3 separate regions of the Homo sapiens genome follow, and all the other regions are linked to region 1. Evidence: chromatin contacts called from ENCODE Hi-C or POLR2A ChIA-PET data. All regions are on one chromosome and are shown on one strand. Each heading gives the region's core, a stretch centred on a gene start or an enhancer-like site at or near the end of the contact. The rest is flanking DNA. Distances are from core to core; before and after follow the strand shown.

Region 1 (4,066 bases), core at 491-2,990:
TTTACTACATGCTCTTGCTAGAGATTTGGAAAGGGGAAGGGGCGCGCAGCGTCACCAAGGGTGAAAGTCACGGAAGAACTGTAATGGAGTCACAATCGGGGTGCCTGGATCTCCGGCTCTGTGGGCCCCAGTCCAGCCTCCCCACATCACAGCCGTCAGACAACCCAACTCCGTCTTAACAAACATTTACGCTCGGTGGCACTAAGCCATTGAGCTGGGGGAAGGTGAGCTAGGGCAGGAGAGGAGGAGGAAAGGAGAAGGGTCCTGGGCAGGCCCCCAGGACGGTCCGTTCCCCTTCCCGCCAGGAGCCTCCCCTCAGAAAAACGGGAAGATCTCTACTGTTGCAGCCAGGCCGGGGTCCACGGGGGAAGGGGGACGGCGAAACGCGCAGGACACTGGCATCCCGACCCCTCTGGGGCCACTGGGCAACTGGAAGAACCGGACTTCGGCATGGCAGGCACCCAGCGCCCGGAAGGAGGCGTCGGGGGGCGGCCAGGGGCGGAAGCTAGAGAGGGGTGGCCCGGGAGCAGGGTCGCAGGGCGCGGGCAAGGGAAGGGCTGCGGGCGGACCTCGAGGTCCCAGTCACCTCGCGCGCTCCACCGGCCGGACCGGACCCCGTAGCCGGGGAAGGAGTCCGGTCTGCGACCCCCAGGCCCATGGCCTCGGTGTGCCCGTCGGCGAAACGGGCTAGCGCCGACGGCTCACCTGCAGCCAGATACCGCTTCTCCACCCCGGTCTTGGCCTCCAGCGCCCCCAGCACTTCGGTGACCAGGTTCCTTTGCTCCAGGAAGTGCTCCACGCGCTGCCTCAGGCCGTCCATGGCCCCGACGCGCCCGGGGTTGGCTGCTCGAGCTCGCCCGCGGACCAGGGCACCCACCCCGCTGCACGCGCACCGCTTTCCCGCAGCCTGAGCCGCGATGCTCCGGCCCCGCGCCGGTGTCCGCCCCCGGCCCCCCGCTAGGACCAATGGGAGGGCAGGGCGGACAAAGGAGGAGGGGCCTGCCCCGTCTCCCCCGCCGCATAGCCCTCCGCCACGGCCGCCGCTGCCCAGACCCCGCCGGGAGAGGGCGGGGCGCGGCGGCCCAGGGCACCGATTGGCCGGGCCGGAGCGAGACGTAGCTGATTGGAAGGGCGGTGTCAGAGGATGGGATTATTGGCTGAAGGGTGGAGCCAGGGCGAGGAGAGGCGTGGGGGGGCGGAACCGGGGGGAGGGGCTAAAGAAACATCCGAGCCGATTGGAGAAACGGGACGCGATTCATTGGCGAGACCAGTGGAGGGCGGGGCTGATCACAAAGGAGGCAGGGCGGAATGGTAGGGGCGGGAACGGGGCGAGGCTTATCGGAGGAGGCGGGATTACGCAAAAGAATGATTCTGATTAGGCCGGACAGGAGGCCGGGCTGATTCTCGAAGGAGGGGTGTGTTGGAAAGTGGGAGAGGTCAAACAAAGGGTAGGACGCGTTATCGCAACAGTGAACCCGCTTCTCTGGGTTAGTCTTGTCGTTGTACAAATGGGAAAACTGAGGCTCCCGAGGGTGTGGGTCTGCGGAAGACGGGCAGGCGTGCGTCCCTCTCCCGCTTCTGTTAGATCTTCGCGCCCCTCCTGGCTGAGTAGCCGCAAGGCCCCCTGGGAGTCGAAGCCTTCTGCGTTGCTATGGCGCCGGGGGCGGGTCGGACGCCTGGGCCCACTCGGCGGTTTGGCGGGAGGGAGGGGATTTGCGCAGGCCCCGCTCCCGCCCCGCCTCCATGCGGCCCGCCCCGATTGCGCTGTGGCTGCGCCTGGTCTTGGCCCTGGCCCTTGTCCGCCCCCGGGCTGTGGGGTGGGCCCCGGTCCGAGCCCCCATCTATGTCAGCAGCTGGGCCGTCCAGGTGTCCCAGGGTAACCGGGAGGTCGAGCGCCTGGCACGCAAATTCGGCTTCGTCAACCTGGGGCCGGTGGGTGGGACCGGGATAGACGGGAAGTGGGGGCTTGGAGGGGACTGAACAACCCTAGACCCCGACAAGGGGGAGGGAGCCCACAAGGTCTTCTAAATATCAAGAGTCCCAGCCCACCCCTGCCTCAGCCAAGCTCAGCTTCTGGGACTCCCAGAGAGCACCTGCTGGGGAAGGACAAAGAAGGGGGCTGTTACCGGCCCTCGGGGGCTTCAGCAGGGGAGCCGGGTCCCATCGGTGCGGCCGCTTCCCCACATCCCCAGATCTTCCCTGACGGGCAGTACTTTCACCTGCGGCACCGGGGCGTGGTCCAGCAGTCCCTGACCCCGCACTGGGGCCACCGCCTGCACCTGAAGAAAAACCCCAAGGTGAGCCTGGCCTGGAGGCCAACCCCCTGCCCGGGGTCTCAGCTGCCTCCTGGGGCCACCAGCCATCTTCTGTGGTTCTCGTGGTTGTTATGAACAGCTGTGTGCTTTCTGTGGCTCAGACCCGCCCGGGCCCCAAGTCTATACAGCAAGAGGAGGCAGGAAGACCCAGATACGGAAATCATGGCGCCTGCCAGGGCCTGGTACACAGTGGGCACCTCTTGTCCTCCCCCTCCCTCCTCTGGGCCCCAGGGGCTCTGGTAAGGAGGGACAGACGGCGTGACTTCCCCACCGTCTAGGTCATGGGATGGAGGGAAGGGGATTTTACGACACCGTAATGGGTTCCAAAGAGTAGGAGGCTTGGCCCGGCGCGGTGGCTCACGCCTGTAATCCCAGCACTTTGGGAGGCGGAGGCGGTCGGATCACAAGGTCAGGAAATCGAGACGAGATCCTAGCGAACACGGTGAAACCCTGTCTCTACTGAAAATACAAAAAAATTAGCCGGGCATGGTGGCAGGCGCCTGTAGTCCCAGCTATTCAGGAGGCTTAGGCAGGAGAATGGTGTGAACCCGGGAGGCGGAGCTTGCAGTGAGCCGAGATCGCGCCATTGCACTCCAGCCTGGGCGACAGAGCGAGACTCCGTCTCAAAAAAAAAAAAAAAAAAAGTAGGAGGCTTACAGTCACCCAGTGGCCCTCAGGACGCAGTGTCCAGGCGCTCAGAAAGGGGCCTGGGTCCCATCGGGCTGGGCCCTGTCTAGAAAATGCCTGGGATGTCAAGCTGAGGGGTTGGGATGGAGCCTGGGAAGCCCTCGGAGGCCAGGAAGTGCCTTGAACAGGACTGGACAGCTGCCTGCTTACAGCACCGGGAGGGAGAGCAGTGGCCAGTTCCTGATGTGGTTTGCAAGAGAGAAGCCAGGCCTGGCGTGGTGGTTCATGCCTGTAATCCCGGCACTTCGGGAGGCCAAGGCAGGCAGATCACTTAAGCTCAGGAGTTCGAGACCAGCCTGATCAACATGGCGAAACCCCATCTCTACTAAATGTACAAAAATTAGCCGGGCATGGTGGTGTGCGCCTGTAGTCCCAGCTACTTGGGAGGCTGAGGTAGGAGAATCGCTTGAACCCAGGAGGCAGAGGTTGCAGTGAGCCAAGATTGCGCCACTGCACCCCAGCCTGGGCGACAGAACAAGACTCTGTCTCAAAAAAAGAAAAAAAATAAGGAAGTGATGCAGGAGAGAGATAGAAGGATCTAGAACAGGGATGGGGGAGAGAGTGGGGTGGGGACCCGGGGACCTGCAGTCACCCGCGGCAGCAACGACGCGTCTGTGGGCCCAAGGACAGGTGGTCCAAAAGCCTCGACCCCTTCCGACTGCAGACAGAGCCCCAGGCACATGGGGACCCTGGAGAGCAACCCCCACAAACACAGGGTCCCAGGGCACGGGGCTGCCTCACTCCCTGAACCACGAGGGGCCCCAGGGGCGAGCAGGGGACAGGCCTGATGCACCCTCTGCTCTGCAGGTGCAGTGGTTCCAGCAGCAGACGCTGCAGCGGCGGGTGAAACGCTCTGTCGTGGTGCCCACGGACCCCTGGTTCTCCAAGCAGTGGTACATGGTGAGCAGGCAGCCAGGGTGGGTAGACGGGGACGGGGCCGCTGGCGCCCTCAACTCCAGGCCCTCACAGGGTCACAACCCCGCCTCCCCCTGCAGAACAGCGAGGCCCAACCAGACCTGAGCATCCTGCAGGCCTGGAGTCAGGGGCTGTCAGGCCAGGGCATC
Region 2 (4,066 bases), core at 857-3,356, 180 kb before region 1:
ACAGCCTGGGAACCAGCATTCACCCCTCCCTGGCGGTCTGCCATTGACTAACCGCCATTGGGCTCCTGTCTACAGGCTTGGCTTGGAAATGAGACGCAGCTGCCACCACCCAAGTTCACCCAGGAGGGCTGGGAGCCTGGGAGCTGGCACCTGGTCTGCTCTCCAAGGTAGCTTCTGGTCCATTCACCCCCAGGACTGGGGTAGGTATCCTAGAAGTGGGGCCCATGTTCCAGGGCCCCACAGGATGAATAGGAGTTTGCCAGGTGGAGAGGGAACGGTAAAGAGGAGGGAGGCGGCCCGCTCATCCAGCCCCACCACTGGAGAGGAAGGGGTGAGTGAGTGTCAGGAGGGTCTCTGCTTGGCAGGCTCTGTGACAGGGGAACCTCTGGCTGAGGCCAGCTGGTGACTGCTGGGTTTGTGGGAGCTGAGCATGGATTTCCCATAGCGACGGGAGCTGCTGGGCCCGGCTGAAGGACGGTTAGGCTTCTGACCTGGTTACCGCGTGCCGGCTGGATACCAGAGATCAGGGTGCAGCCGTGGACCCCAGACACGGCCCTGCCTCCTAAGAGCTCTGCATCTCTTGGGGGCACAGGCAGCAGCTGGGGCTGACTGGGGACCGGACCCAGAAGCCACCACAGCAGGAAGAGGGTGCGGGTGCAGGAGGCTGCAGCCACTGAAGTGGGGGAGATCGAGTGGAGAGCTGGGGGTTGGGGCAGACCAGGGAGAGGCTGACTGGGGGCGACCTGGACCCTTTGGCTGCAGGGATCGGCTCACAGGGCCAGGGGGTTTGGGGCAGTGGAGCTGTGGGAGGGCCCTGGGGTATGTGGGGCCTGACTCAGGGGTGTCCTGTAGGACCCAGTCCATAAGGGGCCATTGCACTCAGGGACGCCAGCATGGGCTGTGGCTGTGAGTGCGCCCACATGCACACACACAAACATGCGCAAGCACACCAGAACACGCAAACACACGCGTTTACCAGGACACACATGTGCAGATACAGCAGGCCGCACATGAGAAGGTGTATGTGTGAACCTTCCTGGCACATACGTGCCCATGCGTGCACATGTATAAACGGGACTGACCATGTACAAACACACCTGAGCTCGTGGCAACGAGCGAACATGTCACAGCCTCTGTGTGCACCCACACGGACATGCCAGCACACGCATGCAAACCTGTGTATAGGAGTGAGCACACATGCTAGAATGCACACGAGCATGCGAGAACACGCATAAGCATGCCCCGTATACATCACGTGTGGCACACCTGAATCTACGTGAACACTGTTCATTCAGAAACACACCAACCACACAGGACCACGTGTGCCTCGGGTCAAAATGCCTGAGCCGGCCAGGCGCGGTGGCTCATGCCTGTCATCCCAGCACCTTGGGAGGCCGAGGTGGGCGGATGACAAGGTCAGGAGTTGGGGACCAGCCTGACCAACATGGTGAAACCCTAGCTCTACTAAAAATACAAAAATTAGCTGGGCGTGGTGGCACGTGCCTGTAGTCCCAGCTACTCTGGAGGCTGAGGCAGGAGAATCGTTTGAACCAGGGAGGTGGAGGTTGCCGTGAGCCGAGATCGCGCCACTGCACCCCAGCCTGAGTGACAGAGCGAGACTCCGTCTCAAAAAAATAAAAATAAAATAAAAATTAAAAAAAGCCCGAGCCGCGAGGCACTGGGGTAGCCGCGGATGCACGTGTGAGCGCGCACGTGGGGAGCGCCCGCGGGTTTCTGGGCTGCGGGCGCGCCCTGGTGGACGCCAGACCCGCTGCAGCTCTGTCCCTGGAAGGGGGTCCCAGTCCCACCTCCCTCGGTCTGGGCGTCACGCAGGGGTAAGAAGGGGACGGGACGGGGACAACACCAGAAGACCCAGGGAAGGCAGCCCGCAGGACCCCCATCATCCAGCTCCCTCCATTCTTCCCATGACGCGCCCGAGTTTGGGGGAGTCTGGCGAAGCTCCGTGTCCCCCACCCCTGGCGTCCCGAGCGGGGGCCGCGGCTTTCCTGAGCCCACCTCCCCCAGCGCAGGGTGGGCTCCGTGGGGTGGGGGCCCCGACGCCCGGGGAGGACCCGCGGCCTTGCCCCATTGGCCACCAGGTGGCAGCACGCGCGCCCGACTGAACCCCAGGACCAGCGAGGCCCCCGCGCCCCACCCCATGCACCCCCGGACCACAGGGAGGGGAGGGGTCTGGGGAGGACCCCGGGGGGCCGTGAGCACCAGCCTCGCCGCTCTATGCCTCGGTTTCCCCACCTCCCAGGGAGAGGGAGAATAACTGAACACACAGGCGTGGTGAAGTCACCAGGAGGGCTTCCCTGGGGAGGTGGGGTTGAAGGAAAAGGCACCAATGGTGAAGAAGAGCAGGCCGGGTACGGGACGCGGCAGGTGCAGAGGGCCGGGGGAGGGCGCGGTGGGGGCGAAGGGAACTGAGTCCTGAGCCTGGGCGGGATTGTGGGGTGGGGTTTGGAGGCAAAGGTCCCAGGTTTCCGATCTGAGCGCAGGAGGTGAGGACAAGGGCAGGATTTAGGGTCTACCTAGGACAGAGAATACAAAGGTTTGTTTTGATTTTTTTTTAAAGTGATATTCTTGGCCGGTAAATATTCTTACTATCCTCAGCCTCGATGGGTAAAATCCAAAGGTTTTAAGATACTCGGAACTTGAATTCACAGCTTTCCAAATATGGGATTCTCAGGATGGAGCCAATTGGAGAAAATTCCAGAATCCCAGTTCCCCTGGCCAATGCCAGCGTTGATGCCCAAATGCAAGAGTGGCAAAGACAGGGCGTGATGGCTCACACTTGTAATCCCAGCACTTTAGGTGGCTGAGGCAGAAGGCTCATTTAAGCCCAGGAGTTCGAGACCAGCCTGAGAAACATAGCAAGACCCCTGTCCTACAAAAATGTATTTATTTATTTATTTTTGAGACGGAGTTTCACTCTGTCGCCCAGACTGGAGTGCAGTAGCGATCTTGGCTCACTGCAACCTCTGCTTCCTGGGTTCAAGCGATTCTCCCTGCCTCAGCCTCCCGAGTAGCTGGGATTACACGCACGTGCCACCATGCCCAGCTAATTTTTGTATTTTTAGTAGAGAAGGGGTTCCCCTATGTTGGTCAGGCTGGTCTCCAACTCCTGATCTCAAGTGACCCACCAGCCTCTGCCTCCCGAAGTGCTGGGATTACAGGCGTGAGCCACGGCACCCAAACTCAAAATTTTAAATAATTAGGCTAGTGTGGTGGTACACGCCTGTGGTCCGAGCCACGTGGGAGGTGGGAGGATCACTTGAGCCAGGAGGTGGAGGCTGCAGTGAGCTATGATTGCACCACCGCACTCCAGCTTGGGTAACAGAGCAAGATCCTGCCTCAAAAGAGAAGAAAAAGAGTGGGCCGGGCGCGGTGGCTCATGCCTGTAATCCCAGCATTTTGGGAGGCCGAGGTGGGCGGATCTCCTGAGGTCGGGAGTTCGAGACCAGCCTTGCCAACATGGTGAAACTACTAAAAATACAAAAAGTTAGCCGGGCATGGGCCGGGCGCGGTGGCTCACACCTATAATCCCAGCACTTTGGGAGGCCGAGGCAGGCGGATCGCCTGAGGTCAGGAGTTCGAGACCATCCTGGCTAACAAGGTGAAACTCCGTCTCTACTAAAAAAAAATTCAAAAAATTAGCCAGGCATAGTGGTGGGCGCCTGTAGTCCCAGCTACTCGCAAGGCTGAGGCAGGAGAATGGCGTGAACCCGGGAGGCAGAGCTTGCAGTGAGCTGAGATCGCGCCACTGCACTCCAACCTGGGCGACTGAGCAAAACTCCGTCTCAAAAAACAAACAAACAAAAATTAGCTGGGCATAGTGGCGCACACCTGTAATCCCAGCTACTCGGGAGGCTGAGGCAGGAGAATCACTTGAACCCGGGAGGCGGAGGTTGCAGTGAGCCAAGATTGTGCCACTGCACTCCAGCTTGGGCAACAAGAGCGAAAGAAAGAAAGAAAGAGAGAGAGAGAGAGAGAGAGACGAGGGAGGGAAGGGAGGGAAGGAAGGGAAGGAAAGGAACGAAAGAGAGAGAGAGAGGGGAGGGAG
Region 3 (4,066 bases), core at 834-3,333, 140 kb after region 1:
ATTTTTTGTTGAAGTCGCGGTTCGGGCCAAAACCTACATTTAAAACAAAAGAAAATCCTTGTTATTACAACAGCTGACAGTGAGAAACAGTGGCAAACTTTAGCACAAATGCAGCAGGTAATCCTGAAGGCCTATAACCATGGGATTTCAGATATTTGGTCCAATCCCCATTGTTTCACAGATGGGGAAACTGAGGCATGAGAGGCCAGTGGCAGACAAAGACAAGGACCTGGGCTTTTGCATTGCAGCTGAGCACTGTCTACTGAATTGCTGGAAAGCATTCCCTGAACACGACCATAATTTACTATCACAGGGCTGCTTGCCAGATCTTTCCTTGAGTTACAGCCTTACATGCCTTTTTACAGCTGATTCTTTTTTTTTTTTTAGTGTGAAAAAAAAAAGACATTTCTGGAAGTGTAACCTTGGAAGCACTAGACCAAAACCCCATTAAATGGGGAACGAGAATCAGTGCCAACCGTGTTCTGGCTCAATTATTTCACTGAAGCAAATCCTAGGTATCTCCTGATCAAGATTTTACTTGTCACCCGAAAGTCATTTCTAAGTCCTGAAGTTACAGAATAATGGCTGTCACCTTCGCAGGCCATAATCGCTTTTCCCATCGGCAGAGGACATACTTGGCATCCGCCATCATTTACACTCATGTGGCAAGTGGCAATGATTTGGCACAACGTACTCCCAGGTCTCACGCCAATGTGTCCTGGAACGAAATTTGCACGGTGGTTTATACAACTGTTTGCTGGCGATGTTAACGCAGACACAGCCCTCAGGGGCAAAGGTTAGCTCGACTTAGCCTCAAGTAGATGGTTTAATTCCACAATCTTGCATTGAGATGCTCAATGCCAAAAAGCAGACTGACAAACAGAAACGACGGGGCTCGGTATCCAGGGAGGCGCCTGCATTTTTTCATAAATAAAATACAGCACAGTCCCTCCCAAAGGTTCTATCTAGATCAGTTTTAAAAGGCTCCTGAATAAATCATCTCCGTGCGGAAGACCTGCCTCCGACCTCGGCAGGAGAGGCATTTTACACAATCAAAGCTCACAACCCTCCCCAATTTGGGGAGTTAACAGTTGACCACAGCACACACACAAAAATAAGAGCGGAAAAACGACTGCTCTTTTGGCTGCCATGTCCCTGAAAGAACGGGGACAGCTGCAGACCGTTCACAGCATCAATGGGAAGGACTGGCTTGGCTGTTGACAGAAATGAAAAGGAGGTTTGGGGGTGGGGGTGGAATTTAGCAACAACGGAGGGGGGCGTCCCCGCAGCAGGGAAGAGGAGGTTCCCAGCAGAGGTAGGGGTGGCGTTTCCAGCAAGAGAGGGGATCACAGCAGCAGCAGAAGTAGGGGTCCAGGCAGCAGGGACAAGATTTCATGGCGGAGGAAGGGTTGCGGCTTGCAGGAACGGGGGATTCAGGCAACAGAGAAGGGGGTCACAGCAGAAGCGGGGGGGCTCAGGGAGCAAGAACGAGGGCTCACGGAGGAGGTGGAGCGGAGGGTCCAGGTGGCAGGGATGGGGGATTTCACGGTTGGGGGTGGGGAATCCAGGGAAGCAGATGGGGGTCCAGGCAAGAGATGGGGTTCACGGCAGACGTGAGGGGGATCCAGGGAAGGAGATAGGGGTCCAGGCAGCAAGGATGGGGGAGCGGGTCCAAGCAAGAGATGGGGTCCGGGCGGCAGGGACGGGAAAAGGAGTCCAGGCAAAGTGAGGGGCCCACGGCGCCAGGGGCGGAAAAGGGGGTCCGGGCAGAGTGGGGGACCCACGGCGGTAGGGACCGGGCGCTCCCGGAGGAGTCTCTAGGCCGGGGCCCCCCCTCCCCCCAGGCCCGGCCTCCTCGCCTCAGCCCCGCCCGGCGGAACCGAGGGGACGCATCCCGCGGGCTCACCGGGCCCCCGGCTTTCCCCAGCGCGGCGCCCCAAGCCCGGGCAAGGAGGCCGCAGCGGCCGCAACAGCGGAGGACCCGCCCGCCAACCGCTGCCGTCCGCGCCGCCCGCGCTCACCGCCTCCGCCACCGCCGCCGCCGCCGCCGCCGCCGCTCCCCGCGGGGCCGGGGGCGGGGCTTGCCTCGCGGCGGCGCCAAGCTCCGCCCCCTTCCGCCCGCTGCCCAATGGGACGCGCGCGCTCCCAAGGAGCGCCGGCCTCGCCCTCTCCGGCGTCCACGGCCGCGCGCCGGCCCCGCCCCTTCCGCCGCGCGTCTACCCCTTTTTCCCGGGAGTGCTGCCTGAGGAGACCGGTTGGCGGGGCATGTGTGGCCGCTCCCGGGCGCCGCCCTCCCGCGCTCCCGGCCCTTTGTCCTGCAGTCAGACCCCGGACACCGCCCTCGCGGGTCTCGGTGGGAAAACAGGCTCCCCCGCCCGCGGCGATCCCTGAGAGAACCTTCCAGAACTTTCGAGAATCTTCCAGGTCCTACGGCACCTCCCAGCCCGGGAGCTGCGCGCCACGGACCCAATTCCAGCAGATCCCAACCGATCCCAAAGCCAGGCATCCCCGCAAAGGCGTCATAAGCTTCTGAACTAGAGCAGGACCCACCTTGGGAGGGTCCCAAGACCCCGGGGGGCACCGGAAACAGCCGCGGGTGGCGGGAGCCCCGGAGCGGTCGCTCCATCAGTGTCAGGCCTTTCCCTGAGCGGTTTTTGATTTTTTTTCAGACGGAGTCTCGCTCTGTCACCCAGGCTGGAGTGCAGTGGCGCGAGCTCAGCTCACTGCAGCCTCCTCCTGCTGGGATTACAGGTGCGCGCCACCCCACCCGGCTAATTTTTGTATTTTTAGTAGAGAATACTAAATGTTGATCAGGCTGCTCTCAAGCTCCTGACCTCAGGTGATCGGCCTGCCTCGGCCTCCCAAAGTATTGGGATTACAGGCCTGAGCCACCTCGCCAGCCCCCACAGTTCTTTAAAAGCAAAGGAGGCCGAATTGGCAGATCCTTTAAGCCCAAGGATTGGAGACCAGCCTGGGCAACATGGCGAGACCCCATCTCTATAAAAAAGATACAGGCTCACTCCTGTAATCCCAGCAGGAGGCCGAGGCGGGCAGATCACATGAGGTCAGGAGATCGAGACCAGCATTGCCAACATGGTGAAACCCCGTCTTTACTACAAATAGAAAAATTAGCCGGGCGTGGTGGCGATGCCTGTAATCCCAACTATTCAGGAGGCTGAGGCAGGAGAATCGCTTGAACCCGGGAGGCGGAACTTGCAGTAAGGGGAGATCGCGCCACTGCACTCCAGCCTGGGCAACAGAGTGGGACTTCGTCTCAAAAAAGGAAAAAATTAAAAGACTTACAGCAGCATTCGTCACGCACTGGCCCCGACTCTTCAAGGGGAAGGGGCGACAGCAAAGCCGGCTCTAACTTCTTTTTCCTTCTCACATTTGCGGGAATAGAAGGTTTGTGTCTTCGGTCGATCCCAGCAACCTCAGCGACTGATTTTTTTTCCTTTATCAAGTTGAGAATGTTCACCTTTCACTTGTTTTTTATTTTTATTTACATTTTTGAGTCGAAGTTTGGCTCTGTGGCCCAGGCTGGAGTGCAGCGGCCCAGTCATAGCTCACTGCAGCCTCAACCTCCCAGGCTCAAATGATCCTTCCACCTTAGCCTCCGGAGTAGCTGGGACCACAGTGCGCACCACCATGGCTGGCTAAGATTTTTATTTTTTGTAGAGAGAGGGTCTTGCTATGCTGGCCAGGCTGGTTTCGACCTTTTGGGCTCAAGTGATCCTCCCACCTCGGCTCCCCAAAGTGCTGGGATCACAGGTAGGATCCACCTTGCTCAGCCGTCTCAGTTTGTCTATAAAATGGGGGTGGTGGTCTGTGGGTGGTTGGCAAGAACTATGTCTCTGATATCCTCTCACGTTAAATCTGAGCTGGCGGTGGCTCAGGCCTGTAATCCCAGCACTTTGGGAGGTCAAGGCAGACATATCGCCTGAGGTCAGGAGTTCGAGACCAGCCTGGCCAATATAGAGAAACCCCCATCGCTACTAAAAATACAAAAATTGGCTGAGCGTGGTAGTGTGCACCTGTAATCCCAGCTATTTGGGAGGCTGAGGCA

What was found. A loop is a pair of places that touch in the nucleus more often than their neighbours do. ChIA-PET counts read pairs that join two places held with the same protein, here RNA polymerase II (POLR2A). Pooled maps may share reads with other maps.
Region 2: a map with no recorded cell type shows a loop between it and region 1 (3-fold over the local background). The contact joins the enhancer-like site here to the promoter of PCSK4 in region 1. A Hi-C loop is called at or near these places in 4 of 37 single-sample maps with no recorded cell type and 4 of 50 pooled maps. POLR2A ChIA-PET finds 5 or more read pairs at or near these places in 2 of 52 experiments (GM12878 and WTC11).
Region 3: a loop to region 1 is called in a map with no recorded cell type, with 17 times the contacts of the local background. The contact joins the promoter of PWWP3A here to the promoter of PCSK4 in region 1. A Hi-C loop is called at or near these places in 1 of 37 single-sample maps with no recorded cell type and 10 of 50 pooled maps. POLR2A ChIA-PET finds 5 or more read pairs at or near these places in 2 of 52 experiments (A549 and naive thymus-derived CD4-positive, alpha-beta T cell).

What each region holds. Positions count from the first base shown.
Region 1 is chr19:1,488,024-1,492,089 of GRCh38, reverse strand. It overlaps PCSK4 (proprotein convertase subtilisin/kexin type 4), which reads left to right and starts at 1,740. Exons shown (of 15, transcript NM_017573.5): 1 at 1,740-1,932; 2 at 2,193-2,297; 3 at 3,810-3,902; 4 at 3,998-4,066. The coding sequence starts at 1,744. REEP6 (receptor accessory protein 6) reads right to left here and starts at 909. Exons shown (of 5, transcript NM_138393.4): 1 at 706-909. The coding sequence starts at 820. RefSeq lists silencers at 661-780, 811-1,350, 1,571-2,000.
Region 2 is chr19:1,670,174-1,674,239 of GRCh38, reverse strand. No RefSeq gene overlaps it. Among named protein-coding and RNA genes, the nearest start is that of TCF3, 20 kb to the right of the region's middle. RefSeq lists an enhancer at 1,339-1,866 and a silencer at 1,691-2,390. Within about 2 kb of position 2,106, at least 2 of the 41 ENCODE cell types and tissues checked have a DNase peak (open chromatin) inside an H3K27ac peak, as active enhancers do.
Region 3 is chr19:1,352,976-1,357,041 of GRCh38, reverse strand. It overlaps PWWP3A (PWWP domain containing 3A, DNA repair factor), which reads right to left and starts at 2,083. Exons shown (of 14, transcript NM_001369789.1): 1 at 1,907-2,083; 2 at 593-718; 3 at 1-33. The coding sequence starts at 649. RefSeq lists silencers at 1,875-1,944, 2,005-2,294, 2,179-2,339, 2,325-2,424 and an enhancer at 1,397-2,282.